Linked DNA regions of Mus musculus: all the other regions are linked to region 3. A link is a loop called in an ENCODE intact Hi-C map of the cell type or tissue named here. Cell type or tissue: heart. All regions are shown on one strand. Each heading gives the region's core, and the rest is flanking DNA. Links, peaks and the distances in the headings are about the cores only.

Region 1 (10,579 bases), core at 1,444-9,443, 280 kb before region 3:
CGTTTGGAGGCTGATTATGGGATGGATCTCTGGATATGGCAGTCTCTAGATGGTCCATCCTTTTGTCTCAGCTCCAAACTTTGTCTCTGTAACTCCTTCCATGGGTGTTTTGTTCCCAATTCTAAGAAGGGGAAAAGCGTCCACACTTTGGTCTTTGTTCTTCTTCAGTTTCATGTGTTTTGCAAATTGTATCTTATATCTTGGGTATACTAAGTTTCTGGGCTAATATCCACTTATCAATGAGTACATATCATTTGAGTTCTTTTGTGATTGTGTTACCTCACTCAGGATGATGCCCTCCAGGTCCAACCATTTGCCTAGGAATTTCATAAATTCATTCTTTTTAATAGCTAAGTACCACATTTTTTTGTATCCATTCCTCTGTTGAGGGGCATCTGGGTTCTTTCCAGCTTCTGGCTATTATAAATAACTGCCTGTATTTTTCATCTGACAAGTATTCTTGTATTTTTTTTTTGCCTGCCTTTTTCAACCATGTTTATCACCTCCCTTTCCCATTGTCTAGCTCTGGGCTTGCCCTTCAGTCCCCTTCCCGAGGAGCCTCGAGGGAACCAAGAGTGTCTTGCTTTCCTGTGGAGGCCTGAGGGGACAGGGGAGGAAAGAATTGCCAGCTTGGAACATTGTCCCACCAACCCCTTTCCAGTGGGGTCTACCTGAGGTAGAGCCAGAGAAATCAACTACCCTGACCTCCATCATCTGGCTCACAGCTCCCCCTGCCTTCCTGAGAAGTCCTGCTACCATCAGGATCACCCAACCAACACCAGGGAAAACCAGATGTCTAAAGACCAGCAGAAGAACAAAATCAACAAGACCTAGGGCAGTATAGCACCACCAGAGCCCACTATCCTGCTTCAGCAAACCCTGGATATACTAATGAAATTGAAGCACAAAAAGATAATCTTAAATCCAGTTTTAGATGATAGAGGCCTTTAACAAGAAAATGAATAAATCTCTTAAAGAAATACCAGAAAATATATTCAAACAGGTAGAGGCATTAAAAGATGAAGCAAACAAATATAAAGAAATACAGGAAAATACAATCAAACAGGCAAAGGATATGAATAAAACTGTACAAGACCTGAAAATGGAAATAGAAGCAATAAAGAAAACATTAACTGAGGGAATCCTGGAGGTGGAAGATCTAGGGAAGAGAACAGGACTACAAACATAAGCACCACCAGCAGAATATAAGAGATGGAAGAAAAAATCTCAGGCATAGAATATATGATAGAAAAAATCAGCACTCAGTCAAAGAAAATGCAAAATCTAAAAAGTTCATGACACAAAACATCCAGGAAATTTGGGACACAATGAAAAGACTAAACCTAAGAATAATCTCATAGAAGAAAATTTCCCTAACCTAAAGAAAGAGATGCCTATAAAAGTACAAGAGACATACAGAACATCAAATAGATTGGACCAGAAAAGAAAACCCTCCCACCACATAATAATAAAAAAATTAAGTGTACAGAGCAAAGAAAGAATATCAAAAGCTGCAAGGGAAAAAGGACAAGTAACATATAAAGGTAGAACTATCAGAATTATATCCAATTTCTCAACTGAGATTCTAAAAGCTAAGACTCTAAGGGTCTGGTCAGAGGTCTTGCAAACCCCCAAAGACCACAGATGTCAGACCAGACTACTATACCCTGCAAAACCTTCAATCACTGTAAATGGAAAAATCAAAAATATTCCATGACAAAGACAAATTTTAATAATATATTTCCACTAACCCAGCCCTACAGAGGATACTAGAAAACAAATAAAATACAATCCAGTGAGGATAACTACACTCAAGAAAAAACAAGAAATAAATAATTTCATGTTATTAAAATCAATAGAAGAGAAAACACACACACACACACACACACAGACATGCAAACACACACTTCCACCACCAACATTAAAATTACAGAAAGTCAGGGCCCCCAATGGAGGAGCTAGAGAAAGTATCCAAGGAGCTAAAGAGATCTGCAAACCTGTAGATACAACATTATGAACTAACCAGTACCCCAGAGCTCTTGACTCTAGCTGCATATGTATCAAAAGATGGCCTAGTAGGCCATCACTGGAAAGAGAGGCCCATTGGACTTGCAAACTTTATATGCCCCAGTACAGGGGAATGCCAGGGCCAAAAAATGGGAATGGGTGGGTAGGGAAGTGGGGGTGGGGGGTGGGGGGACTTTTGGGATAGCATTGGAAATGTAATTGAGGAAAATACATAATAAAAATATTTTTTAAAATTACAGAAAGTAACTTAAGAAACAAGCTGGAGTAACAACTGTAATATAAAATAAAATAGACTTTCAACCAAAAGTAAACAAAATAAATGGGAAGGACATGTAATACCCATCAAAGGAAAAATCCCCCAAGAGGACATCTCAATTCTGAACATCTATGCTGTAAATGCAAGGGCACCAACACCATAAAAGAAACATTATTAAACTTAAGTCACACATTGAACCCCACCCTACACATTAATAGTGGGAGACTGCAACATCCTGCTCTCCCCATGGACAGGGCATCAAGACAGAAACTAAACAGAAAAATAATGAAACTAATAGAGGTTATGATTCAAATGGAACTAGCAGCTATCTTTGGAATATTTCTCCCAAACACAAAAGAATAAACCTTCTTCCCAGCACCTCATGTGGCCTTCTCCAAAATTTACCACAAAACAAGCTTCAACAGATACAAGAAAATCTAAATAACCCTTTGCATCTTATCAGATCACCATGAATTAAAGCTGGACTTCAACAACAACCAACACAACAAACAACTGGCTTAGTTTCTGAGAGCTGAAGGGAATGGCAACAGCATTTGAAGACCAACAGTGTCAATTCTTTACAGCTCTTGAAAGAACATTCTCATCGTAATTGAACAACTCTCTACTCAGTGATCACTGGGTCAGGGAAGAAATAAAAATGAAATTAAAGGCTTTCTGGAATTCAGTGAAAATTAAAAGCACGATATACCCTAACTTACTGGACACTATGAAATCAGTGCTAAGAGGAAAGTTCACAGTACTAATTGCCTTCATAAAGAAATTGGAGTCAGTGGTGGTGCACACCTTTAATCCCAGCACTTGGGAAGCAGGTGGATATCTGAGTTCGAGGCCAGCCTGGTCTACAAAATGAGTTCCAGGACAGCCAGGGCTATACAGAGAAACCCTGTCTCAAAACAAACAAACAAACAAACAAACAAATAAGAAAGAAAAGAAATTGGAGAGTTCTCATTCTAAAAAATTAAAAGTAGATCTGAAAGCTCTAGAAAGGAGAAGAAAAGAAAAGGAAAGGAGAGGAGAGGAGAGGAGAGGAGAGGAGAGGAGAGGAGAGGAGAGGAGAGGAGAGGAGAGGAGAGGAGAGGAGAGGAGAGGAGAGGAGAGGAGAGGAGAGAAGAGAAGAGAAGAGAAGAGAAGAGAAGAGAAGAGAAGAGAAGAGAAGAGAAGAGAAGAGAAGAGAAGAGAAGCAAACACATCCAAGAGGAATAGACAGCAGGAAATAATCAAACTCAGGACTGAAATCAATCAATGAGAAACAAGGAGAACAATACAATACAATGAATCAACGGAACCAAGAGCTGATTCTTTGAGAAAATCAACAAGATAGACAAACTCTTAGACAACTTTACTAAAAGACAAAGAGACTGTATACGAATTAACAAAATCAGATATAAAAAGGAAGACATAACAATGGACACTGAGGAAATTAAAAGAATCATTAGCCTTACTTCAAAAGCCTGTGCTCCACAAAATTGGAAAAGATGGAATTCTATAAATTTGAATAAATTCTAAGTGAAATAGATGATTTTCTAGACAGAAACCAACTACCCAAGTTAAATCAAGATTAGCTAAACTATCTGAATAATGCTATAACCCCTAAGGAATTACAAGCAATCATTAAAAGTGAAAAAAAAAAGAGGCCCTGGGACAGATGGTTTTAGTGCAGAATTCTACCAGACATTCAAAACTTCCTAAGAGGAGTTAATATCAATAGTTCTCAAGCTATTTCACTAAATAGAAACAGATGGAACATTGCCAAACTCATGAGGTTACAGAAACCCTGATACCTAAAGCCCACAAAGACTCAACCAAAAAAGAGAATTTCATTCAAATTTCCCTTATGACCATTGATGCAAAATACTCAATAAAATACTCACAAACTAAATCCAAGAACATGTCAAAGCCATCATCCACCATGATCAAATAGGGTTCATTTTAGGGATGCAGTGGTGGTTCGATAGACAAAAATCCATCAACTTAATCCACCATAGGGGGGAAAAACCCACATAATCATCTCACTAGATGCTGAAAAGGCTTTTGACAAAATCGAATACTCCTTCTTGTTAAAAGCCTTGAAGAGATCAGGGATACAACATACACAATAAAGGCAACATACAGCAAGGCAATAGCCCACATCAAATTAAATGGAGAGAAACTCAAAACAAGTCCACTAAAGTCAGAGACGAGACAAGTCTGTCTACTCTCTCCCTATTTCTTCAGTCTAGTACTTGAAGTTCTATTAGAGCAATAAGACAACTAAAGGAGATCAAAGGGACACAAAGTTCAAAATATTGCTATTCACAAATGATATGATATGATACACAAGTGACCCTAAAATTTCTATTAGAGAATTCCTACACACCTTCAACAAAATGGCTGGATACAAAATTAACTCAAAGAAATCAGGAGCCTTACTTTATGGAAGTGATAAAGGAGCTGAGAAAGAAGTTAGGGAGACAAAATCCCTCACAATAGGCACAAATGGTACAAGATATCTTGGTGTAATTCTAGCTATCTAGAATTACACCAATTCTAGATGGTATAATTCTTTCCATTTAGAAGATGGAAAGCTATCCCATGCTCATGGATCAGGAGGACTGACATGGTGAAAATGAGCATCTTACCAAAAGCAATCTACAGATTCAATGCAATCCCTATCAAAGTTCCAACATAATTCTTTACAGATATTTTCTTTTTGTTTTTTTAAATTAATTTTTAAAATTAATTATTTTATTTATTTGCTTCCCAAATGTTTCCCCCTAATCCCCCTTCCAGAGTTCCTTACCCATTCTCCCTCCCACTGACTTCTGAGAGAGTACTTCTTCCTCCTCATCAGGTATCCCCCTTCTCTGGGGCATCAAGTCCCTACAGGATTAGGCTAGTCCTCTCCCAGTGAGGCCAGACAAGGCAGTCCTCTGCTATATATGTGCCAGGGGTCTCAGACCAGCCTGTGTATGTTCTTTGGTTGGTGGCTTAGTTTCTGAGAGCTGAAGGGAATGGCAACAGCATTTGAAGACCAACAGTGTCAATTCTTTACAGCTCTTGAAAGAACAATTCTCAACTTTATACAGAAAAACAAAACAAACAAACAAAAAACAAAAACAAAACAGGATAGCTAAAACAAGACCAACTGCTGCAGTGTCCTGAGCTGAACATCAGAGGGAGACAAAGAACACAAAACAAATTGAAGCACAGAAAACTGATCAAATAAAAGGGGTTTGAGGTTAAATAATTTTGGAGAGAAATAGACACATAAAGATGACAAACAGAATAAAGACTTTTTGGATTTTATGTAATACTATTTTAAATGGTTGAAAGGGGATAGAAAACAGAGGAAAATGACACATTGCTGGTTACATTTATTATATTATTAAATTTCATTCTTACCTTAATAAGCATTTTAGTTTATCGTGTCAAACATTATAGGATAGAATAAAAATTTATAAGTCAGAATATGGAGACTACTTAGAGAGGCAGGAAAAGAAATGGGTGAAATTTGGAGGCAAACATTACAGGAGACCTTACTAAAATAAATAAATCAGAATAAGATACAGATATAAGATACAAAGATATTAGAGATACAAAACACAGAAAAATAAAACATAGAAGTAAGGTTTGGAACAAAATGTTCAAAAATTTATAGATCAGATTGAAGAAGTGGAAGAAAAATGAGGCATGGAGAGAAAATTTAGAGGAGACATTAGAGCAGAAGATACAAGAACTTACAAATCAGATTGAACAGAATGCTAAGATGGCAGACATACAAAAACAAGTGACATAAAGAATATGGACAAAGACCTTAAAAGAGAAGTTCAAAACATTAATTAATTAAAGCTAAGAAAAATATTCATGTAGAGACAGAAGATAAACATAAAGTCAACCAAAAGTTGTTAGAAAACAACCTTCCACTCATCTGGTTAGTACACAACAAGGACCAGCAGACGCAGAACACACACAGGTTTATGAGGGATACAAATGACACCCTGTGGATGTGTTGGATTTGAGAAAGGTTAACAAAAGTGTTACTAAATTTTGAATGCATTCACCAATCATAAAACAAATCTTGACTTCTTGGGCAATCAAAAATAGAACAATCCCCCAAGACTTTCGGAATGATGGGAGAAGAGCAATATTAGAACCTGGGCTACAGTTACAATGGCTTTCATGGTAGACTGAAGAGGCTATGGAGACAGCACAGAGAAATAAAGCCAGAGACATTAAGATCAGCTGCTAGGTGAAGGTCAATATGCTGAGATAGACATACAAGCCACATATGATGAAGAAACCTTGGCATTATGTCACATACCCGCCTTAAATGCCTGGGACAAGGTTGAAGAGACAGGAAAAAGACTCAAACCATTCATTCAGGTTATACCAGTTCCAAAAGAAATATTCACTGACTTTTTTCAAAGATTAACTTCAGCTAAAGATAGAAAGATATCAGTTCTACTCGTTAGGAAGGAACTAATCGAATCTTTCCTCAAAGAGGTGATCAGACTGCTGAGAGCGTGATCACCACCTATTGATGAATGGATTAGGAATACAGTTGATAATCAGATTTTATTGATTACCTGAGATAACCCGAATAGAAGAAGCCATTTCTAACAGTTGTGAGAAAAGGCAAACTCACAAATGTCTTAATTGTGATGAACAAAGTAATTTTTAAAAAATGACAGAGAAAACCAAACTGATTCCAAAAGAGAGCTTGTGCCTTTTAGTATATGCAAAAGATGTGGCAAAGGCCAACACTGAACTAAAGAATGTGGGTCAACAACAGACAAATGGGGTAACCCCTTATTAAAAACACGCTGAGGGGCCTCTCACTGGTCCCAATACCAAACAGCAAAAATATTCTTACACAAAAATAATTGGATTATTTCTCATATAATAAAAGGGACACCATTTTACGGAGCTCCTACACTTTATAGTGACACAAATAAATCTGATAAGGCAGAATATGAGTTAAAAATAATAAGGTAGTTGACAGTCCTTATGAGTCAGTTCAAAAATCAGAATTATATGCAATTCTTATGGTGTTAACTAGATTTTCAAGAATCTCCTACATGGTAACTGACTCTCAATATGCAGAAAGGGTTGTTTTGGTATAGAAACTGTTGGACTTATTCAGGATGAATGATTCAGAATTGACTTCATTGATTATTCAACTACAAAAAAATGATTAGAAAGAGGAATAAATAATCCATTGTAAATAATCCATATCAGATCCCATATGTGTCTGCCAGATATTCTAACACAAGATAATGATGACATTTATCAGCCTTGATAAGGAGTGTGCTTGAGGTGCCAGAATTTCATAAAAACATGTTAACAGCAAAGGTTTAAAGTAAGAATTTTCTATCACTTGGCAGCAAGCCAAAGAAATTGTTAAAAATAGGTCCTAAATGTTCTTTATATAACCAAACTCTATTACCTGCAAGAAACAACCCAAAGAAATGAAATTTAGCAAGTGGATTTTTTTTTAACAGAGTTTGGAAATGTAAGTATGTGCACCATACTATAGATACATGTTCAGGACTTCAATGGGCAACTCCTTTAACTTCTGAAAAGGCTGATTCTGTAATTATGTATTTATTAGAAGTTGTGGTCATTATGGGGATACCTGTACAAATTAAGACTAACAATAATCCAGCATATGTCTCTAATAAAATGAAGCAATCTTTGTACAGATTATAACATAAAACATATTATGGGCATACCACACAATCCTACAGGGCAAGCAATTGTGGAAATATCTATTTGTACTTCAAAAAATGCTTAAGAAATAGGTATAACAAAGACTCTCAGAGTCTTACATAATGCTTTATTCATTTTGATCTTTTTAATGCTAATGTATAGTGGGTTTGACCTAATGTTGCTTATATTAATGTTAATTTTGGTCCCCCAAACTGCTTACATGAATGTATATAAGACACTGAGGGACCCTGCCTCCAGTTGGTTCTGACTGGTAAATAAAGATGCCAGCAGCCAATTGCTGGGCAGAGAAGACAGAATAAGGACTTTTGGGATTTCTGGGCTTGGGACAGAGAGGAAGGAGGAAGAAGGAGATTCGCCATGCCAGGAGAAGGAGAGTAGAGAAGCCATACCTGAGAAGAGTGGAGGACAGAGAGGCATAGGCAACATGTGAATTAGCCTGGAGAGTGCAGCCCAGCTGGACAGCCCTCTGGATTCAGGACAGCCAAGGTAGAATAGAGAATTTGGTAAGTAATAACTTGGGATTATCAGAAGGAAGTTGATTAACCACATGGAGGTTAGGAAGTGGCCCAGCTATTGAACTGGTTAAGGCATATCAAAATGTAAAGACTGTGTGCATGTCTTTTATTCGGGAACCTAGAACTTTGGGGTAGGTAGCATGAAACCACACTACCAGAGAGATAATTATTACAACACTAATGAAAAACAACAATAACAACAACAAACTACAGCTGCTGAAAGACATTCGTTTATGAAAAAAAAATGCTGAACTAAACCAACCTGTTTATTTTCAAGATGTTCTGACCTCAGAATGGAACAGGAATGTGTTATGCTGGGAAAGAGGTTTTGTCTATATTTCCACAGGAAAGGAGAGACTATGGATTCCTAGAAATCAGATATGACAAAGGGAAAGCTCCTAATGATTTCTGCTACAGACAGGAAGGAAGAAATAAAAAAAACCGAATAGAAGAAGTAATATGATTTGCTGATTCCTTCATATGGGAACAGCTCTGAAACTAGCTGAGAAATGAAAATGTCTTCAGTCAAAACTTCAGCTTACATAACCAATAATTCTTTTGCTACAAAGTTCTCAAGACTTACCATCTCATTCTTTTAAGAGGCATTGAAAGACCCACAACGTGAGGACTCCCCCATGTTCTGACTCAGGAGAGGTGACACCCCAAATCACTCACAAGAAACGGTCTTGATGCAAAGTGCAAGAGGTTTATTCAGGAAAGATCAGTGCACTGGGTACGACTCGTATCCCACACAGGGGTAGAAGAGTTGACCCCGAGCTCAAGGGGTAAGGAGTTTATAAAGGCAAAAACTGCAAACACCTGGCATTGGGCTATAGCATTTGGCAAGCTAGCAAGTTTTCATAACAGGTTTAAGGAACGGTTAGAGTATTCTGTACAAACATTTCCTGGAACAATGGGGCCTACTTTTTGGTTAGTACATCCTGGAACAATGGGTCATAAAAATTTTTACTCCCTGCTATTAGTGAGGTCTATTTTGGACACAGGTCTAGGGGCTTAAATAATTTTTTACTCTCTCTCAGGATCTTTCAGCATAAATAAAAATTTATATTGCAGTTTGGTTACAATCCAAAGTACCTTAAGAAAGATAGATGTCTTTCATCTGCTCAGAGAACAAGGAATTTTCATTAAATGAATTGTTCACTTTGCACACCCCGTACCTATGCTAATGCAAAACTGTATATTACTTGTGAGATCTTATATCTTCACAGAGAATAACAACAACAAAAAAAGCAGCCTTGGGTGGGAATTTATTTCTGGTTCTCCTGGAGACTCAGTTGTGTCATGTGATGTTTTTCTGGAAACTGTCTTATGAGAGAATGTTTTGCTGAAGCAGACATTTAGGAGGATGTCTTGCTGAGAACAGACATGTGATGTTTTTCTAGAAACTGCCTAGAAAAAGGGCATGTGATGTTTTGCTAGAGCAGATGCTTGAGAGGACATGTGAAGTTTGAAAAGGGTACAAGTATAACAGACAGTGGACAATGCTTTGGCATTGGTTTGCCTTGCCGCTCTTGCTGGTCTTCCTTGGGCTCTGCTGTCGCTGGTCTTCACTGAAGAAGCTGTGGCATTTGTTCACTTGCCTTCTTTGCTAATCATTATTTGTTGTAACTTTGTAGAGATGTGAACCAAAGAATTTCTTATGATATTCCCGTGGGTTCTTACCATTTCCATGGACTCAGGCTGATTGGTAGAGCCTTGCAGTTTCTTCTGGATTAAATTGTAGATGCTGATTCATGAATGGTGTTTGTGAGCATATTGAGCTACTGTTGCTGATTTGTGTGAACTGAAATGCGAATATCTTGACAACAAAGTTGGAATCTTCCCAAAAAAACTATTTCTAAAAAGGTTCACATCCATCCTCCTTTTGCCTTATAAACCTTTCCTTTCCACTACCTGTGATGCGTGGTGGACTAGAAGGAAGTTAAAGCATTTAAGAACCCTTATTAAAGTAGGTTTTAAAAATATAAGCTTACAGGTAGTGCCCAACATGGCTTAGGTTTTGGTGGATTAGCAATGCTGTTTAAGGAGG
Region 2 (10,579 bases), core at 1,722-9,721, 160 kb before region 3:
GATCTCAGATACCACTGCCAATCAGGGCAGGATGGGGTGAAGCAGAGTCTTGGACAGGTGGGATACTGGTCCAGTTGGGATCGAGGTCCAGAGCAGGGGAGGTTGGGGGCGTGGATGTCGGGGGTGGAGAGGGATAGGAGGGTGGGGTAAGATGGGGGATGAGGGAATGAAGGGTGGGGAATGAGGTGGGGGTGGGAGGGGGCAGCAGAGGGGGAGTCCTTCTCTGTGTTGTGGTCCTTTCAGGCAAAGGCCTTCTCTGACAATCTTTAATGAAGCCGCTTTCTGGGATGATCTTAGCTTGTTTACATTCCTTTATTTGGGGTGGGTTTGTATAGTTTAGGGGAAGGGTGTGAGACTATCTAGGGAGGAAAAAGGTCACTGGCTGAAGGCTAAGGCTACTAAAATGCCTCATTAGCATGGAGAGGCATTCCAGGTGCTTGGTAAGTACCCGACTACCTGTGACCACGTGGTTGAGGGCTGCCTGGTTACACCTCCAAGGCAGGCGGAGAAACCTGGAGGAAGCCAGTTCCACTCCTGCTGGCCTCAAGTTCTGAGATTTCTGGGGGGTTTGAATATGCTCTACCTCGCCAGTTCCACCAGTTCCTCTTGAGGCACGGTTCTCGTGCTCCACAGAAACCCACCAGTCAGAATAGAGTAAAATCATTTTCCTTCAAGGTCAGTGACATTGGGAAATATCAGGCACACACTGTGTTGCTCAGAGTTTCTCACTATTGTCTTTGGGGATGGAGACTCTCTGTGGAGCAGGCATGTCTAAAATTCACAGAAAGAATAAAGGGTAAAGAAAAACTGAGAATCCAAAGAATCAACAGGAGGGGACAAGGGGAGGAGAGAAAAAGGACGAGTGCCCAGCACACTCCATCCCATACTAAAGGGAGCTTGTGCCATCTAGTGGCCGTTGTATGTAATAACTACAAATGATGCTTCAGATGGCTGGTTCAATGTAGATAGGGACCCTCTCTTGTAGAAACGAATGCATTACACAGAAATAAGTGAGTAAGTGAAAACCTGGAAGAATCACTGCATGCAGATCTTGGAAGGGAGGAGCTAAGAGGCCAAGAGGATGGTAAAAAGCAGAACAGAGAGATTTATGACCGCACCGGGAAGAGGGCCAAGAGATCTTATTAGGCCTCTTTCCTCTCCCCTCAATAGCTCCCAGAAATAATGTAAATGTTAAATATATAATAATGCTTGGTGATTGGCAATGTGTTGTAATAATAATAAACTTAAAAGACTTAAGAGAGGCCACTTTCTTTCAAGGCTTGCTCAATGCTCAGGAAGAAGACCTGGGCCAGGTGGTGACATAATGTGTCCTGAAGGTAACAGAGGCAGGACAATCAGTAGGGCTTGCTGAATTCCAGATAAAATCCAGTTACATCAGATTTAAAACTGAAGTAAAAAAGCGAATAAGTCAAAATGAACTTAAGCATAGGATTCTCCCCCAAAAAGCTATGAGTCTGGAAGGCAGCATGGAGGCCCTCTTCCCCTCCACACTCCAACACACAAAGGTTGGCTGGAAGGTGAGAGCTATGCTTGTCTAAGTAGTCCTGCTCAGCCATGGCCCTGCACATCATGTCTCTGCTACAAGGTCAAGGTGCTATAAATGGATGATGATCCTTCAGCACCTACCGCTCAGTTTCAGGTACAATGGGCGGGTGCCACCGTGTCCAATGTTTTCCCATTCAGGTGTGAGATAATAGAACTACGTGTCACCTACTCATTTACCTGCATACCAGCATACTCATTTGTTGAGTATATATATATGCTGTATACCAGCACCCATGTAGTTGTTATGCCACAGTTACAGAGAGCTATAGCACAATGTAAGTAATTTCAGGACCTGGGTTATGTGAGAGAGAGAGAGAGAGAGAGAGAGAGAGAGAGAGAGAGAGAGAGAGAGAGATATCTTAGGAAAACCTTTCTAGAGTTTACTGGTCAAGAAGAGCACAGACAGACAAACATAGGCACACACGCACAAACAGCAAATACATAAATAAGTAAGTAAATAAAAAGGAAAAGACATAGCTGTTGTTATCACTCTTTCATGGCCACCACAAATGAAAAGGGGACACCCTGTTCCCGAGGACATAAGGCACTTTGGTGGCTTGGTGGAGAAATATACTTTGGTGTGATGTCACACATCCTCCCTTCCAGTTGGCTCACTTGTCCCCAAAAAGTGGGCTCCTAGTGGCTCTCCATTTATAACGTTTGTCTTTGTGTTATGCCTGTAGTCTGGGCAGTTGGAAGAGGCAAGGGTCAGAGAGGAATGACAGCAAGTGCACCCACCACACTATACACTAAAATGAGAGCAAGTGCGTCTACCACTGCATACACTACGGAGAGAGCACAGATTCTGACCCCTGTCAGAGAAGGAAAGGCAGGTTCTCGCCACTGAGATGCATCCTCACCTCAACACAGCAGGAGCCAGCGAGTAACCTAGCAGCAGATTATAATAATTACTTGTTAGAAACAATGACAATTGATGCCCCTGTCCACCACTGTGGCATGGGTAGGGTGCGGGACACCCAGAGGTCTGTCAACCATTATGATGAGCGAGTAAATGGTGGAGAGATGGGAGAGAAAGAGAAGCAGAGTGGTGTGTGCACAGTGAAGAGAGGCAGAACTGGAAAAGTGAGGATGGTGAGGAATAGCCTGATGTGAGCAGCCTGGGCTGCCACCTGAGGGCATGTGAGGCCCAGTCCACGCTGCTACTGAGGACCGTGTCTGGGTCAGTGGCCCTGCATAAGCAGGGGTCTGTGTTGATGTCCATGGTCCATGTTACCACCAAAGGCCATGTGGAAGTCCCTGGTGTGGACTGCTGCCTCGGACCATTTTGTTGTCCAAGGGCTGCACTGAGTTGACCCTGTCCCTCTGTGGCTGAAGCACTGAGGAGAGCATCCCCACCCTTGCTGGAGCAGCATGAGAGAACTAGCTCTGGTAATGTGGGCACAGAAGAGCAGGCCAAAGGTCTGAGAGCAGGACAGCTGGCCCCACCATTGCAGGGACAGTACTGGAGATCTGGCCCTAGTGACATGAGCTCAGGAGAGCTGGCAGGCTGACCAACTAACTCAGCTACCACCCAAACACAAATCTATATCTTTGAGTTGGTCCACACTAACATGATCTGCTGGAGCATGTGAAGGGGCTGGTTCTACAGATCCAAAGCTGCAGGATCTCCATGACACAGGGCAACAACAGGACGTCTGAGAGGAGTCCCAGTGAGGACCCAGTATTGATAGTGTAGCAGAAGCCAGAGGCCTAGAACCAGGCTCATTAAGATGGTGTACTGGCTAGTTTTGTGTCAACTTGACACAGCTGGAGTTATCACAGAGAAAGGAGCTTCAGTTGGGGAAATGCCTCCATGAGATCCAACTATAAGGCATGCTCTCAATTAGTGATCAAGGGGGAAAGGCCCCTTGTGGGTGGGACCATCTCTGGGCTGGGAGTCTTGGGTTTTATAAGAGAGCAGGCTGAGCAAGCCAGGGGAAGCAAGCCAGTAAGGAACATCCCTCCATGACCTCTGCATCAGCTCCTGCTTCCTGACCTACTTGAGTCCCAGTCCTGACTTCCTTGGTGATGAACAGCAGTATGGAAGTGTAAGTCGAATAAACCCTTTCCTCCCCAGCTTGCTTCTTGGTCATAATGTTTGTGCAGGAATAGAAACCCTGACTAAGATAGATAGATATTTGCAAGTAAAGCTGTTTGGGCAAAAGGGTGTACTGTGTGACACACCACAGCTTCCTCAACAAGATGATTTCTTTTAGTTTTTTAAATTCTTTTGTTTCCTTTGTAGGTGAGATTGCAAGGGCAGAGATTGGCTACGGAGGGGCGGGGAGATGGGTGGGATTGGGATGCATGATGTGAAATTCACAAAGAATCAACAAAATTTTTTAAAATAATGATAATCATACTAACATTGAATTGAGAATAATCATGAGGTATAGTCATTCACTCCTTTTTTTAATCTTTAAATTTTCGGAGATAGTTGTTTTGCCTGCACTTATGTCTGAGCATCACATGAGTGCCTGGTGACCTCACAGGACTTAAGTGGACATCAGGTCCCCTACAACTGGAGATTAAACAACTCATTCATTACATAATGCATAATGAACAGGTCAAGAAAGAAATAAAAATACAGAAATGGAAGGAGTGCTTTCAAACTCCTTCTATAAATCTTTTATTAACCAGTTTTGGGCAATTTAAAACCAGGTAAAGATAGAGGGAAGGAAGAAAGGAAAGAAGGAAGAAAGGAAAGAAGGAAGAAAGGAAAGAAGGAAGGGAGGGAGGGGAAGGGAGGGAGGGGAGGAAAGGAAGGAGAGAAGAAAGTAGGGGAGGAGGGAGGAAAGGGGAGAGGGAAGGATGGAGAGACAGAGACAGGGAGACAAAGAGACAGAGTGTCCTAATGATCATAGAATTAAAAAATGCTCACTTGAAAACCAAATACAGACTTCTATCAAAAAGATTATCCACCATGACTGAGTTGGCTTTATCCCAGAGATGCAAAGTTGGCTCACCACACACAGGTCACTAAATGCAGCGAACCACATAAATGATCTGAAAGACAAAAAACAATCTGATCATCTCCATAAATATAGGGGGGGAAGCTTCCCTGAAATCCTATATGTCCCAGTGATAGAAGGGCTAGAGGGACCTTAGGGTCATTTTCCTACATATTAAAAGCTGTAGATGAGAAACCTAAGCCCAACATCAGCCTAAATGGAGAAAAGCTTGAAGCAATCTCACTGGAATCAGGAATACAACAGGGCTGTCTGCTAATCCCATCCTTTTCAAGACTGTGCTCAGAGCACTAGAGGGAGCACTAGGACAGGAGAAGGAAGGTGAAGGGACACAAATAGGAAAGGAAGAAGTCAAACTCCCCTGTTTGTGGACGACATGATACTATCTGTAAGAGACCCTCAATGTTCTGCCAGAGAACGTCTAGAAATGAAACACCATGTCAGACTAGAAATAAAACACCATGTCAGCAAGGTGCCCGTGTATAGAATCAACTTGCATGAGTCCATAGCCTGACTATGCACCAACAAAAAACAAAACATAAGGAAGAGATGGCGAATACACTCACTTTCGCAATAACCTGAAAGAAATTTAAATATTTATGAATAAGCCCTAGCGCAGGAGGTGAAAGACCTCTACAAGGAAAACTTTAAATTTCAGGAGAGAAGGAAAGGGGGAGGGGGAGAAACAGAAAGAGAGGGAAAAGAGGTGGTGGTGGTGGGGATAGGAAACGGAAAGGCAGACCCTGCTCTTGGATCAGTAGAGTTAATAACTTGAGCATGATGTGTCTATCTGAAGGTATAATCCGTTTCAGTGCAGTGCAAATCAAAAGCCCCACCACATTCTTTACAAAATAGAAAAGAAGAAAGGAAAATTAATCTAAAACTTTCATGGAATCACAAAAGACTTCAGTCAGTCAAAACAATCTCAATACCATTCCAAACTTCAAGTTATAGTACAGCACTATAGTCATTAAAACAATGTGTTACTGGCTCAAAAATAGATACAGAGACCAGCGGAGTCATATCCAAGACCCCAACAGGAATATGTGTAAGTATTCCATCTACAACACACACTGAAAACAAGACATTTTCTACAAAGATGTTGGGGAAACTGGATGCTCACATGTAGAGGAATGAAATTGGATTCCTATCAATCACCAGGCAAAAAACTAATTCTAAATGGAGAGGGGGACCTGGAGGAGATGCAAGAGAGGTACAGAGGGTCAGGAAATTGAACAAAAATATGTAACAGGGGGAATGAGAAACTGGGGATACCTATTGGAGGGTCCCAGACACCAAGGAAACATGAGGTTACCAGGACCCAACAGGGATAACTTTAGCTAAAATGCACAGGGGATATATGAAGGGGGATATAGAACCTGTTGAGACTACCTCCAGTAGATGGTCATGGCCCTTGGTCAAGGGATGGGGCCACCCACCCATCTCAAAGTTTAACCCAGAAATGTTCCTGTCCAAAAGAAGAACAGGGACAAAAAATGGAACAGAGACTGAAGGAAAGGCCAACCAGGGACTGCACCACCTGGGGATCCATCATGTCTGCAGACACCAAACCCAACACTGTTGCTGCAGTCAAGAGGTGCTTGCTGACAGGAACCTAGTGTGGTGTTCCTTGGGAGGTCGGGCCAGCAACTGACCAATGCAGAGGCGGACGCTTGGAGCCAACCATCAGACTGAGCTCAGGGAACCTGGTGGGGGAGCTGGCAGAAGGACTGGAGGAGCGAAGGGGGATTGCAACCCCACTGGAAGAACAACATAGGCTGGCTGACCACCCAGTCCGCCCAGAGTCTGGACCACCAACCAAAGAGCGTACCTGGAGGGATCCGTGGCTCCAGATAGATATGTAGCAGAGGAAGGCCTTGCCTGACAGCAGTGGGAGGTGAGGCCCTTGGTTCCAGGGGAAGTTTGGTGCCCCAGCGTAGAGGGGTTGCTGGAGCGGTGGGGCAGAGGAGTGTGGGTGGGTGGGAGAGCAGCCTCATACAGGCAAAGGGGAGGGGAGAGGGCAGGTGTGGGATGAGGGGTTGATGGAGGGGTAACCGGGAAGTGGGATATCATTTGAGATGCAAATGAATGGAATGATTAATTTTAAAAAAACGACAAAACATAAATGTGAAAATTGAGACACTGAGATTGAAGGAAACAGGCAATACCCACAGTGTGTAAGCTTGGGGAAAGATTTTCTGTCGCCGAGGGGTCCAACCGCCCAGTGCTCCAGGTCGATGCTTTACAGATGGGGCGTCACAAAAGGAAAAAGCTCTGTACAGCTGAGAAGATGATAGAACAAGAGACGATGGTCTCCTTTTTAAAGATTAATTATTTTCTTTTATATGCATGGTCTGTGTACATGTTTGCAGTTCCCTCGGAGGCCAGAAGGCGGCACTGGATCCTCTAGAACTGCAGTTACAGACCACTGTCAGATGCCACTTACAGGTCTGAAAGCGCTCACATCCTCTGGAAGTGCAGCTAAAACTCTTAACTCTTAAACTGAAGTGGGACTATGCAGATTTAATTCTGTAGAAACAGAACGTGGCCCACTCTTGCTAGCCTCTCTTCTCAGCCTGGCCCTCGCTGTGAGTCTTCTGACTTGTGTCAAAAGCCAACAGCGTTTCTCTAAATTTTACTGTATGTGGCTGGGAGTGGGGACCGTACATGTGGTACTTCTGATTATTTAGTTGGGTAGCATGTATGTCACAGCATGGAAAGGTCAAAGGACCAACTGTGTTAGTTGATTCTTTACCGTCTGTGACTTCAGCTCAACTGGATCCAATACATTCTTCTGGCCTCTAAAGTCTCTGTCTATCTCCGCCTGTCTTATTCTCTTTTTGTCTGTCTGTCTCTGTATCTCTTAAAACACACACACACATTAATTTTCTAAGAAAGTTCAGATGTGAATGGGTATGTACACACATGTGCATGTTTATGTGTGCATGCATGTGTGCTTATATAAATGTGCATTTATATGTACATGTATGTGTATATCAGTATTTATATGTGGTTGTGTGCATGGCCATATTGCATATCTATTCATATGTGCATATGTATCATACCTGCATATATATGTGTTAATATATGCATGTGAATGTTTGTGTTCATATGTATATAGGTATGTGTTTATATGGCAATTTATGCATATATAGTTGTATGTGTGCATTTATATGTGCATGTGTACATTCTTATATATGTATTTATAATCATATATTTATTCCTATCTTCATAGTTTCATATGTATATTTGTTTTCATATGCTCATGTGTGTGTTTTATGTGCATGTACATGTGTATATGTGTATTGTGTTCATGTGTGCATATGGATATGTGTGTTCATATGTGCATTGTGTATTCATATATGCATGTGTATGTCTGTGCTTATGAATTCATGTGTTTGTATAGAGGTTTACATTTATGTGTGTGTACATATGTGATGTGTGTATTCATACATAAATGTGCCTGTGTGTTTATATGTTCAGGTATCTTAGAGTTTTATTCGTGTGAAGAGACACCATGACTATGGCAACTCTTATAAAAAAAAATTGGGGCTGGCTTGCAGTTCCAGAGGTTTAGTCTGTTATCACCATGGAGAGAAGAATCCTGGCTGATGTGGTGCTAGAGAAGGAATTGAAAGTTCTACATCTTGATCCACAGCCAGCTGAAGAAGACTACCACACTAGGCCTAGCTTGAGCAGATGAGATCTCAAAGCTCGCCTCCACAGTGGCACACTTCTTCCAACAAGCCCTCACTTCCTAACAGGGCCTCTCTTTATGGGCTAAGCATTCAAACACATGAATCTATGGCAACCAATCCTATTCAAACCACCACAAGGTGCAAATGTGATTTCATATGTGCATGGCCATGTGTGTGTGCATAGGTACATGTGTGCATTCATATGTGCATGTATGTGTTCATATATATGTGTGTATAGTCATATGTGCTTAACTATGTTTATGTGTGCTGGATTTGTGTATATGCATGGTCATAGGGACGTATGAATGCGTTTGCATTTATATATACTTATGTGTGTGTGCACTCCCATGTGTAGACTTTCCATCAGACAACCTGGAATCTGGCCTCTTCCGTCATTACTAGATTGGCAGTCTTGATCTCTCTCTGCTTCTGTTCCTCATCTATATGTAAAATGGGAATAATAATATACTTACCTTTAGGGCTGTTATGAGGATAAACTAGATAATATCTCTATAATGTTTTGAATAAGGCTGGCCATAAAGTAAGACTCTATAAATGCTAGATGCAATTCTTTAAATGCTTCACTTTAAGTCTGTAAGGCTCTTCCCTTATCTCTGCCAGCTACATTATGTTCCCTCATAAATAAACTGCCTCAGTCCCTTATAGCCTTACCATGCCTACCACAGCCTAATGTGCATTAGTGCTACTGGATGGCAAGCATTTGGGGACAGTTGACATGCTGACTTCTCTCTGTGATGTGCCTATTAAGTACTCTCACCATTGCACTAACTCATAACTGGCTTCACCTGGGCAAAGGAAGGTACTAGCCCGATGAGGCCAATCCAGAGAAGTTCTGCTTAGAGGGTTCCACCTGGAGCAGCATAGACATTTTACCACTTCATTTCAATATGGACTAGGATATGGAGCAGATGAGCCTGGATTGATACTTTTAGAGAACTGGGCTTCCATCCTAAGTGTTTCTTAATTAGTTCCATGCATCAGGATCACCTAGGGGAGTTTTCACAATACTCAGGCCTGGGTCCATACCCTACAGACTCTAATTCGAGGGAACCAGGTAGTGTGCTGGCTGCTTATCTGGAAGTCATTTATCCAGATAATTCTGAATCAGATCTGCTGGACCAACTTTTCCATTTCCTTTCTACACATTCAACAAAAGCCTGCTTCAGCCGGAATATACCCTATCCACCGTTTTGACGGCTCTTTCCACATAACTAGCTATAGTATGGATAGACAGCTCTTCTCAAGTTCTCAACTCAACAAAAGAAAATGCTTTGGATTCTTGTTTGACTATCCCATGTGACCGTGAGTGATGCTCCAGGAGGACCGAGCGACTAGCAGTTTCCCTAGTGAATCTTCTGCACTTCGAATGAGAACAGCACCACAAGCCTTTGGGTTGTTTTCCCGGACTGCCTCCTTTGACTGTGGGCTGATACTGCCCAGGGTGCTGAACATGGGGTGCTGCCCCATGGTGGCATTGCTGCTGCCACATCTAGTTTTCTCTTGGGTGCTGTCCCCAACTTCTAAATTTTAAGATAGTTGTCTACCTTCTTGTTAGAGAGACCCGTGTCCGAGACTCATGTCCCTCAAAGCTTTGATTGGGAGATAAAAGCGGAACAGAGAACAGGAAAGTATAATTGAGTTCTATCCCTTTAAATAAATCACATTTCTAATCTTTACATTTTTAAGGTTTATTTTTATATTTGTTTGTGTGTATGCATGTGTGTAGGTACCCACAGAGGGCAAAGGATAGTGTCAAATCCCTGGGTGCTGAGGTTACAGTCAGTTGCCTGCTGTGGGTGGAAACTGAACTCAAATCCTCTAGAGGAGCCACTTAACCATTGAGCCATCTCTTCAGACATAAACTATGATTTTCAGGTCCATAAAAGGATAGAGGTTATACAAACAAACAAACAAACAAACAACGTATATTAGGTCCCAGCTGATGGCATTTAAGCCTCCGAAGCTCTCTGTATCTTCACTGGCTAATTCCCTGCCTCTAAACACTGTTGATTGGTCTGGAAATTTAGCTCACTGGTAGAGCAGTTACCTAGTATGTACAAGGCCTTGGACCCAATCCCAGCACTACAAATAATAATCATGATCGTAGATAAAAATAAAGTGTTGCTGATTCTGCAATCTGTTGTCCTTTCTATATGTGCTCCAAGGAAGTCATGGCTGAAATGATTTATCAAATTAAAAGGGAGATATTAAAAGGGGTATATATATATATATATATATATATATATATTCCTAAACTCCAACTGTTTCAGGAACTGAATAGAAATCTTCCCTGAAAACAAGTCTCATTTATAGCAGGCACTTGAG
Region 3 (10,579 bases), core at 1,212-9,211:
AGAGAAAGAAAGGAGGAAGGGAGGAAAGATGAGAGAGAGAGAGAGAGAGAGAGAGAGAGAGGTCCTCCCTTCCTCCTTTCTTTCTCTATTAAAGATTTATTTATTTTCATTTGTGTGTGTGAGACAGAGAGAGAGACAGAGACAGAGATTCTGGTCCTCTTATCCTATAACTATGAGCACCAAACCACTAAGTTAGGAACCCCTGCTTTTCTTTGATCTGTCATCTTGCAAAACACTCTCACCTCTGTCCAATTGGGGTTCAGCAGCCCCGTGCGAGCAATCTCATTTTAGTTTAACAGATCCTGACACTGAGGTTCTGATGGAATTAGCAGCTGACAGAGCAGGAGCCAGGCCCTCTGGTGACTTCCAGTGCCCAAACTGTCACACCCTAGCTACCAGAAGTCACATCAACAGGAGCAGAGCCAGCAGGAGATGACTCCTCTTCCAAGACTCTTTCCAGAAAGTGAGAGCACTCTGACACCTGATAGGGGCTGACCACTGCTCTCTCCTCAAAGCCCAATTACAAGAACATTTGTGCTGAGTGACTCATTTGCCAGTAGCCTGGGGGACGCTGGAATCATGGTAGTTTGCTTAGCCTTCATTTGATACTAAGTTATAGGTCAGTCTTGTAACAAATGTTTAGAAAGAAATGTTCATTTTAACTGTATAAAAGTGTAAACTGTTTATAGATTTCTGGTATAAAATATAAATCTATAAACAGAACTAAAAGACAAACTGTAAGCTGGGCTTGATGACATAGCTTCGTGATTCCAGAACCTTACATGGTGTGAGACAGGTGAATTTCAAGTTGAAGAATGTTTCAGCTTTGACTGAAGTCAAGGCCAACACAAGTAATTTAGCAAGACCTTGTCATGAAATAAAACAGTTTAAAAAGGGATGGAGGGGTAGCTCAGTGGTAGAGCTTGCCCAGGATGCATAAGGCCCATAGATTCAAACACTATTAAAGAAAAATATAGATTTATAAACCACAGACTGGGAGAAATAGTAATGTGATATGTGATAGAGATAGATAGATAGATAGATAGATAGATAGATAGATAGATAGATAGATAGATAGATAGATATAGAGAGATAGATAATGATTGATTGATTGATAGATAGATAGATAGATAGATAGATAGATAGATAGATAGATAGATAGAGATAATGATAGATAGATAGATAGATAGATAGATAGATAGATAGATAGATAGATAGATAGATGTAGATGTGTGTTTATGTGTGTGTGTCCAGTATTCAAGGAATAGAAAGTCAACAAGAAGATTAAAAACCCAATCCAAAAACAAAACAAAACAACAACAAAAACCCAGACAATAGATATAAGCAGGAAACTCACAAAACGATAAACTATAATGGTCAAAGAAACGTGAAAAATGATCACTGTTAATTGATATTCACAATAAAACAATGAGACAACCTTTTACCTTACCAGATTTATAGACATTTACAAGTCTAACAGTTGAAGTATTGATGGGCCAACCAAGACCTTCACTTGGGAGGGAAACAATCAGACAGTATCTAGCAAAGCTAAAGGTGCTCTCTGTTCTGGTAAGGACTCCACTCCCTCAAATGCAGATGCACATAAAGGAACTTACACATACATAAGCCGAGTCTGCCAGGAAAGTCACTAAAGTACTATTTGCCATCAAAACAAAAAACACAAGAGCTGAGCCGGGCGTGGTGGCGCACGCCTTTAATCCCAGCACTTGAGAGGCAGAGGCAGGAGGATTTTTGAGTTCGAGGCCAGCCTGGTTTACAAAGTGAGTTCCAGGACAGCCAGGGCTATACAGAGAAACCCTGTCTCGAAAAAAACAAAAACAACAAAAAAAATTATTTCCTAGTGTGGCGGCACATATCTGTAATCCTAACACTCAAAAGGAAAAGACAAGAGGATTACTATGAGTTAATAGCCAGCCAGAGCCACATAGCAAGACTCTATTTTTTTTTAATGCATGATGTTAATACTCATTTGAAGCAAACACAAAAAGCATGGTCTAAATGCAAAATAAATTCATGATAATGGGTATTGTGAGGAAAGAGAAACATAGGGACTTCATATTTGTAAGGCTCTTTTTTCTTAACCTACTCCCTACCCCCAAAAATATATATGGATTTTTTGCTTTTAAAACAAAATCCCAATCTTCTGATTTTACCAAATGAAGACTTGGAAGCCAGATGCTGGGGTGAAACCATGTTAGCCCAGAGAAGCAGAGAAAGCACCCAGCGGACCTTCCACCTCAATGGATGTCCCAGAAGGACAAAGTCAGTTCTCCTTCTCCACACTGTCTTTAAAACCCTTCAACAGAATGTCCCTTCCTTCGACTTCCTGTGGGTCTCTCTATCCACCATCCTGACTTCCTCTTACTCTTTATGGTTATTTCCTATGTTTACTCTCCGTCAACTGGTTGCTTTCTCTGCCTCTTGAACTATGGTTGACTTTACTTAATCCTATAATCCTTACAATAAACAGAGAGCTCTTGGATTAAAGGTGTGTGCTAGGGCCAAGCTATACCACAACTAGAGACAAGATTTTCCAGTATACAATCTCAGGGATCACAATATGACCAGATATCCTGCGATGTGGACTAAATGCTTGAAAATATTTTACTTTTTGTCTCTAAAGTAAATAATAATGAAAACAAAAATAAATAAATGGATAAATAAATAAATATTGAAATGGTGAACGTGTTAATGAAGGAAAATGGTTACCCCTCAGGCTGGAATAATAGGGTGTTCAGACAAAGGTTATCCAATCATATTCAGATGATTAATGGAGTCTTGCTAAGTGTCAAATAGAGGGCTGGACAAGATGGCTACTTTACATATTCCTTCTATAAATAACATTTGATGAGTCAAAGGAACACTGTTCCCCTGGACACCTTTGTTGTGACTACAGTGTCAGAGCTCAGTATTTGAGAGAAATGGAGTGAGCCCATTGGAACCCAGCCCTCTTTGGAAGCATGCACAGTGTAAACACTGCCATTCCACCATGAGGAGGGAGGGTTAGAATATTGTAGCAGGCAGAGTATTTTCTGAACCTTTGTGGCTTAAGGTCACCACCAGTGGCTTCCCACATTCACCACCTGATAATGAAAAACTCTTCTTTTGCTAACCACCTCCTGTGTGAGCAGACCATGAGTTTCCTAGGATCAGGTCTCAGAAGGAGGCAAGATGTCCTGGGCACCATGTTTCAGCTACAGCCTGGAGGCCTGACTTTTACAAATTGTTGAATTCATTTCAACAAAGTGCTTACATGCCTGGGAAAGCTGTCCAAGGTCTTCTCAGCATGCCATGCGACTTTTAATGATCCATTTATATAACCTCTGCCTGCCGGGTGTAAAACAAGCCTGGGCCCTGTGGATTTGCAGAGATGTGTTAATGAGCCTTTGTTTTGCTTTGTTCTAATTTAGTTGAAGAGTTATGTTAGGCATCATCTTAATTCTTAGCACATTACCATGATCAGTCCACACACACTTCTCCCTCATTATAACTTCCTCATTTTCCCCCTTTCCCCCCAAAGTCACCATATATAACATATTTCCTAACACTACATATATCTTTGGAAATTCATGGTGTCGTGTTTACACCTTCGGTATAATGTTGATCCATTCCTTACATCTATCACGTCAACACTGCTTGTAAGGTGTCCATCCTGCACGAACGCCTCATTCAAGCTTCCAACGTATTCTTCGTCTACCGTGCATTAATTACCAATCCTCTCATGCAATTGTTATTGCTGTTGTTGATGGGAAATTATTTTCTGTAATATTTTTAAGTTTGCTCTTACTGGCTGAGGAAAGAGTGGTGTATGTTCTTGGAAGGTGACCCTAAGTCCAGACATCTTGCCAGATATTTTAACTTGTCCTGATTGGTAAGCTCGGTCTGAAAAGACTGAGCATGGTGTCCTTATATCTACTTTTTTATGCCATTTATTCTCTTTCTGTTCTAGCACTAGGCAAGACCTACCTGATGCTGATGTCCTCATCAGAGGTATTCACTGCCCTGACTCACTGTTAGGAATCCAAACTTCCATCTTTGAGGGGCCATTTGTTACGTTTTGAAAAATGTATGGGTACAGGGTAGTACTTGTGTGGTGGTCAGGGTACAACTGGCAGAAATCAGTTTTCTCCTAGTTCGTGGGTCCTTGGTATCAAATTCAAGTTGTTAGTCTCATCAGCGAGTGCTTTTACCCACCAAACCATCTCATAAGCACCATGAGGGAGCATTTGAATAGACCATGATGGAGCCACACAGTGGGGTGATACACCACTATAAAACAAAATCATAAAGACATCCATTTATTTTGCTGTGAAATACTCCTGGGGCATAGTGTTGAGTTAAGAAAAAATACAGGTTAAATCATAAAATTTTGCTTTCTGCTTGTTCTGTGAGATAGAGTCCCTCTCTGTAGCCCTGGCTGGCCTGGAACTCACTCTGTAGGACAATCTGACTTCAAACTCATAGAGATCTACCTACTTCTGCCTTCTAAGTGCTGAGACTAAAGGCCTGCACCACCAAGCCCAGCAAATAAATATTTCTTAACAGCTCGTGAGGTTCCACCCGCCATAGTTGTTTTGTTTTTGTTTTTGTTTTCTGAGACAGGGTTTCTCTGTGTAGCCCTGGCTGTCCTGGAACTCACTCTGTAGACCAGACTGACCTTGAACTTAGAAATCTGCCTACCTCTGCCACCCAAGTACTGGGATTAAAGGTGTGTGCCACCACTGCCCGACCATAGTTGTTTTTTTGAAGTATAAATTACTAAGTTTATTTTTGTTTCTAATGCTGGGAGGATTCCAGCCCTTGTGTGTTAAGTGTAGGGTGGGAGCAGGCACTGTGGTTTCTTACAATTAACTGTTAAACCTGAGAATCACAAGGAGAAAAGACCAAATCCACTATTGTCCAATCAAAGCAAGCTGTATTTCAGGGTCCAGTGTGGACCAGCCAGCCAGCTGTCTCACCAAGTCAGAATTTGAAAGAACAAGCCTCTGAGAGGACAATTACTTCGGGTGAATAGAAAATACTTCTACACCAAGGCTGTGGGGTTTGACCAAGATGCAAGGCCAGTTAACAGCTAAAATGAAGGGCCAGGTTTATCTCTTGCCTTCTCCATTGTATACTGCACTACACAAACACGAGCTTTGCACATGGGGGGGGGGGGGTTGTAGCCTCGTCTGAGGGAATATAGCACCTCTTTTAAAAAATACAAATTAATTAAAGAAAAAAAAAGTTCTTCCGGGCTGTAGAGATGGCTCAGCAGTTAAGAGCACTGACTGTTCTTCCAGAGGTCCTGAGTTTGATTCCCAGCAACCACATGGTGGCTCACAACCATCTGTAATGGGATCTGATACATTCTTCTAATGTGTTTCTGAAGACAGCTGCAGTGTGCTCATATAAATAAAAAATAAATCTTTAAAAATTTTTTTAAAAAGTGTTCTTCCTGCAGTTACTAAAATTCCAGGGCATTCTTGTCCTGTATGGTAATGCAGGTTGGGGTGATATGCCTTCAATAAAAATGAGTGATGTAATCTAACCTGAGGAAGGATGGTCTTTACCCAGCTGCCTCTCAGAACCCAGTGTTGCTGTGTAGAGTATACCCTCCCAGGAGGCTTTCCAGAGGACCCTGGGATTCCAGATCTTACTGGAAGCACCACCCACAGAGCTCCTGAGCCACTGGGAGCCAAATCTTCCAGACCTTCCGGTAGCAAGGTGCAGGAACCCGCAAGGGGCAAGATTCAGACCCAATTGTCTGAGTGGTGAGGCATCAAATTGTCAGCCCAGCTCCTCTGTGTCTGATGTGATATCTATCAGGGGAAGAGGGCGAAGGAGATGGCAAGCAGCTTCCTAAGAGCACAAATTCAGTCTCACTACCGGATATGGAAGCAAACATAAATACAATCTTATCTAATCTCTCCGTCTTGGGAGGGAACGGTACAGCCTGATCTGGGGAAACCGGGAGCCGCTGGAGACATACAGCCCTAATAATACACATGTTCTTTCTCCGGTTATTAAATATCAGCAAGGTAATGCCACGATTCAGCTGAACAAAGTCCCCGGAGGCTTTCGGTTATTTTCCAAAATTTTTGTCTCAATACTGCCACCAAGTGTTCAGTGCCCTCACTTCTCAAACCTCAGCTTAACTGTTAAAGGGAAAGCTGTTTAACCCTAGGAAAGACCAAGGGGGGGGGGGGCGGGGGGAGGTGTCTATAATGCATTTTTGAGTGGGGAAAGTAAAAAATATAAGTTCCAAAGCAGTATGTACTTTTGAATCCAAACACATGGGTTGAGTGTGTGTATATGTGCAAACTTTTTCATATGTGTGCATGCATAAAACAAAAGCGAAGCAAGCAAAATACCTAGCACAGAGCTGAGACTATGGTTCAGTAGAGCTCTCAACAAATATGTCATGAACCCCCAAGGCCTCATACCAAAAATAGACGGATGAATGGATGGGTGGATAGATATAGACAGACAGACGGACAGATACCAAGAAACAGTCACCAAGTAATTGGTGATCATTATCTCTAGTTGTGGGATTTAGGGATATTTTATTATTTCCTTGCTTCACCTCCCAACTTGCAAGAGTGCACTGGCCACAGATAGTGTTCTCATTTTCTAATGGAAAACACTACCTTAACCCTGGTGGCTTAAGACAGCCTAACCTCATTTTCCCACAGTTTGGGCAATTGCAAGTCGGAAACTGTTCTCACTGGACTTCCATGGCCTCTCCCTGTTCAAAACCAGCCAAAGCCAGCAGAGCCCTTTCCACCGGAGTTTTACCTATTCAAAATGATAATTTTAAGGAATCGCACCTCCTGGCTTCAGGTTGTTTCCAGAAGGCAGCAAGAAGTGTTTAGAAGGGAGGGTGCGGTTCAGAGCACCAGGTTCTCCTCCCGCAAGGGAAGACGCACATTTCCTCTTTTGTTTTGGTGTGGACTCCCAGTCCTCTGAGGGGAAGATCAAAGCCCATACCTCGCGACACTGTATGCTGTGCACCCTCAGACCAGGTAAGGGCCCATTCGGTCCAGCTTCTGCTCCGGTTTACAATTGCAGAAAGCCTCAGAGGAAGTCCTGCTGGGTAGAAGCTGAAAGGGACAGGACATATGAAGAGAATGCAGGTTCAGACTGAAGGAGTCTATAGCGTTAGGGGAAACCCCCAATGCCTGGGGTACAGCCAAGTGGAATAGCACTGGTCCAGTATGTGTGTCGTCCCCCCCCCCCCCAGAAGGAAGAGGGGGGAAAGCCACTGGGCAACTATGTAACCAATACCTCAGGAAAGACACAACCTGCTTCCTTATCCAGGAAAAGTTCCCCTATCCCTTCCCAAGAACTATTTCAACCCTGACTCTGATTTCTATTCCCATAGAGCTGTGTGTAAATGAACTAGGGAATCTTTCACGCGGGAGATTTTTGAGATTTATTTATAATCTATATGAATCAGTAATGTATTCCATTTTATTACTGAATGACATTCCATTTATAAAACTGTCTCATTTATCTATTTTCATGTAGGTGGACACTTGGGCTGCTTCTAACTTGGTGCTGTTGTGGTTAAACATTTCTTGTTAATCAAAGGCCAATGTACCGGCAACCACCATCATCTGCATGGGCCCAGGGAAATTGTGTCCTACCTTTAGCTCAGCATTAGGTAATGGCTATCAGCGGTCTGATGCTTATGAGAAAATCTTGCTTTGGTTTAGCTTTGCAGTGGTAGAAACAAGGAACTTTGTGCATGCTAAGCAAGTGTTCAACCACTGATCTACATCCTCACCTCCACGAACAAAATTTTTGAAGCACAGTCTGACCTATCATAATGTGAGGAAGTGGAAGAGTGCAATACGGATGGAGGGGAGTAGCCGTGTGCTGTGTCATTGTGCCTTCAGTAAACATTATGCATTTGTAATATGCAAATGTGATAGAGGGTTCACTTCCCTGTCCCGGGAAAAATGTGGTGACTAGGAAGGGAAGGGAGAGTCCAGGTGCCTATTTTTAGGGTGGTACTTGTAATCAAAATAGAGATAAGAAGTAAGCTACGGGCTGGAGAGATTGCTCAGTGGTTAAAAGCACTGACTGCTCTTCTGAAGGTCCTGAGTTCAAACCCCAGCAACCACATGGTGGCTCACAACCATTCGTAATGAGATCTGACTCCCTCTTCGGGAGTGCCTGAAGACAACTACAGTGTACTTACATACAATAAATAAATAAATCTAAAAAGAAGGAGGAGGAGGAGGAGGAGGAGGAGGAGGAGGAGGAGGAGGAGGAGGAGGAGGAGAAATAAGCTACTTCTGAGGAAACAAAGTGTGGGAGTCACTGAAGAGGAATCTTTGACACTAAGGAAATGAATATAAAGGTGTGTGTGTGTGTGTGTGTGTTGTTGTTGTTGTTGTTGTTGTTGTTGTTCTGGGAACCAAGCCCAAAGTTTTGTGTATGCTAGGTGAGTGAGTGTTCTACCCCTGGGCTTCATCCCCAGCCAATTCCTCAAGTAATGGAAAGAATTGGCTAGAGAAACCTTTCCATCAATTACAAAGTCCTTACTGCAGTCTGGACAATTAGTACGGGGCAGAAATTGGTTGTGCTGAAAGACAGAACACATAAAACTCACATGAAACTGGAAGACAATGCAACAGAATGTCTCTCATATCGTAAAGATAGGTAGGTAGATAGATAGATAGATAGATAGATAGATAGATAGATAGATAGATAGATAGATAGATGCAAAAAAAAAACACTAATAATTCCATTGATCCAAAAATTGAAGTTAAACCACCCTTGGCAGGAAATATTATTTCTATGGCAATAAAGCACAAATAATTATTCATTTTTACCAGAGGAGAAATTCCTGTCATAATGCTTTTAAAGAGAAACTACTATATTTTTCAAACTTGGTAGTTTGTTCTTAAGTGTAAGTTAGTCCGATAATGTGGAAATATTACCTTAATATTTAAGAAATTTGCAGAATTTTCCTTTTCTTTTTTTAATAAGGAAGGCACCAGGCAGCTGCCCTAAATAAACGTATCCCTTTGGGATAAGTTAGCTTAAAGTCATTAACAATGATCTCCACACCAGATCTTGATGTGGATATGGACAGACTTGCGCCCCTTGGAGAGATCTCTTCTGAACCTGTGTGTTGTCTTTATAACGCTCAGTAAGGTTGCATCCTAGGGCAGACTGGCGAGCTTGGCACAGAGGGGAGTGAGGACCGTTCTCTGTTGGAGAGCTGAGTATTTTATAATTGACTGCACTCCTAAAAACAGAATCCCTGGACAGCAAATGACATTTGTAATTCTGGGCAGTGAACCCTCAAATCACCCCTTGCTGTCAGAGTCTAGCGGACACCTTAAAAAAAAAAAAAAAAAAAGGTCTAAATTATACATAAAATAAAAGGTTAAGCTGCACAACTTTAAAGGTGGTGTACAACTAGAATTCCAGAGGATGAAGTAGGAGGCTCACAAGATCAGGGCCAGCCTGGGCTACATAACAAGACCCTGGGGCTTAGTCAACGGTTCACTAAATATTAGGGTCTACAAAATGCCCTGGCAAACTTCAGCGGGGTTAGATCGTTCCTTCTCTGGCAAAAGACTGGAGGAAACCTAAGCAGATCTATAGCTGCGCAATCTCAACCCAGAAAGCAACGGCGTTGTCCTCTGTGGAAGGCTTTTCCATGGTGATATGGCATCCTGGGGAGTGACTTGCCAAGCCGGAGGTGCAGAGATATGACAAAAAACCCTCTGGAGTTTGCAAAGGTTCAGGGGAAGATGGGTGCCCCTATGGAGAACTCTTTACGCATGAAGTCCATGAATTCTGGACTAATTCGTTAGTAGATGCTATAGAAACATGCCCCTGTTTTAAGGAGTGGTTTATATTTAATACTCTGGGCTTCCTTTATTTTTGGATCCTCTCCTCTGCTGTTGACACCAAAATAACTGGTAATCTCAAGATAACAAGGGAGGTGACAAGACTGTGAGACTTGAGATAACCGAGGTGTGTGGAAGGGATGTGATGCCAAAACAGGAGGCCGGGCTGCCGCACTCAGGGCGCAGTAGCTCCAAATATCCCCAAAGGGGCAGAGCCTTGCAGCGCTCTGCTCTTCCTGGGTATTTACTTATTCCTCGCTTGCCACGGAATTGACTGGGACAAGTTGTCTTACCCCACATTTACCAGCAGGGGGCAGAGTCAGGATTGCGTAGTCTTTAGACTGGACTTTGCACTCGAGGGGGCCAGAGAACCAGAAGAGAGCTCTAGTGGAAACCTGAATTCAGTCTGTGAACTCCAGCTCACTCCTTTATTTTAAATCTTTCCAGGAGAAAGTCACGGGATTTTTAATACAGTAGCACATATGTGATTAGGTCTGGCATTTTCAATAGCTACCAAGGTTCATGAGAAGAGCCGAAATCCAAAGCTCAGAGCTCTGTGTATATATATATGTATGTGTGGGGTGCATGTATGTATTCGTGTATGCTTATGTGAGGCAAATGCACAGGCGCATGTGTGCATAAACCAGAGGTTGATATCCAGTGTCTTCCTCCTTTGCTGTCTACTTTATTCCCTGAAGCAGGGACTC

Evidence for each region. A loop is a pair of places that touch in the nucleus more often than their neighbours do. Peaks named below come from ENCODE experiments on the same cell type or tissue, not always from the same donor. Only the 100,000 strongest peaks of a DNase experiment are listed, where the experiment ranks them.
Region 1: it touches region 3 in a loop (5-fold over the local background); 7 of 42 quality-filtered maps call a loop at or near these places.
Region 2: it touches region 3 in a loop (9-fold over the local background); 22 of 42 quality-filtered maps call a loop at or near these places.

Annotation. Positions count from the first base shown.
Region 1 is chr9:54,107,807-54,118,385 of GRCm38, reverse strand. No RefSeq gene overlaps it. Among named protein-coding and RNA genes, the nearest start is that of Tnfaip8l3, 45 kb to the right of the region's middle. In heart, for the core only: a CTCF peak has its summit at 5,455; no DNase peak of the experiment used is centred there.
Region 2 is chr9:53,981,439-53,992,017 of GRCm38, reverse strand. No RefSeq gene overlaps it. Among named protein-coding and RNA genes, the nearest start is that of Elmod1, 11 kb to the right of the region's middle. In heart, for the core only: CTCF peaks have their summits at 4,836 (motif pointing right) and 6,931 (motif pointing right); no DNase peak of the experiment used is centred there.
Region 3 is chr9:53,825,056-53,835,634 of GRCm38, reverse strand. No RefSeq gene overlaps it. Among named protein-coding and RNA genes, the nearest start is that of Sln, 20 kb to the left of the region's middle. In heart, for the core only: a CTCF peak has its summit at 6,111 (motif pointing left); no DNase peak of the experiment used is centred there; H3K4me3 peaks cover 652 bases; H3K27ac peaks cover 482 bases; H3K27me3 peaks cover 1,003 bases.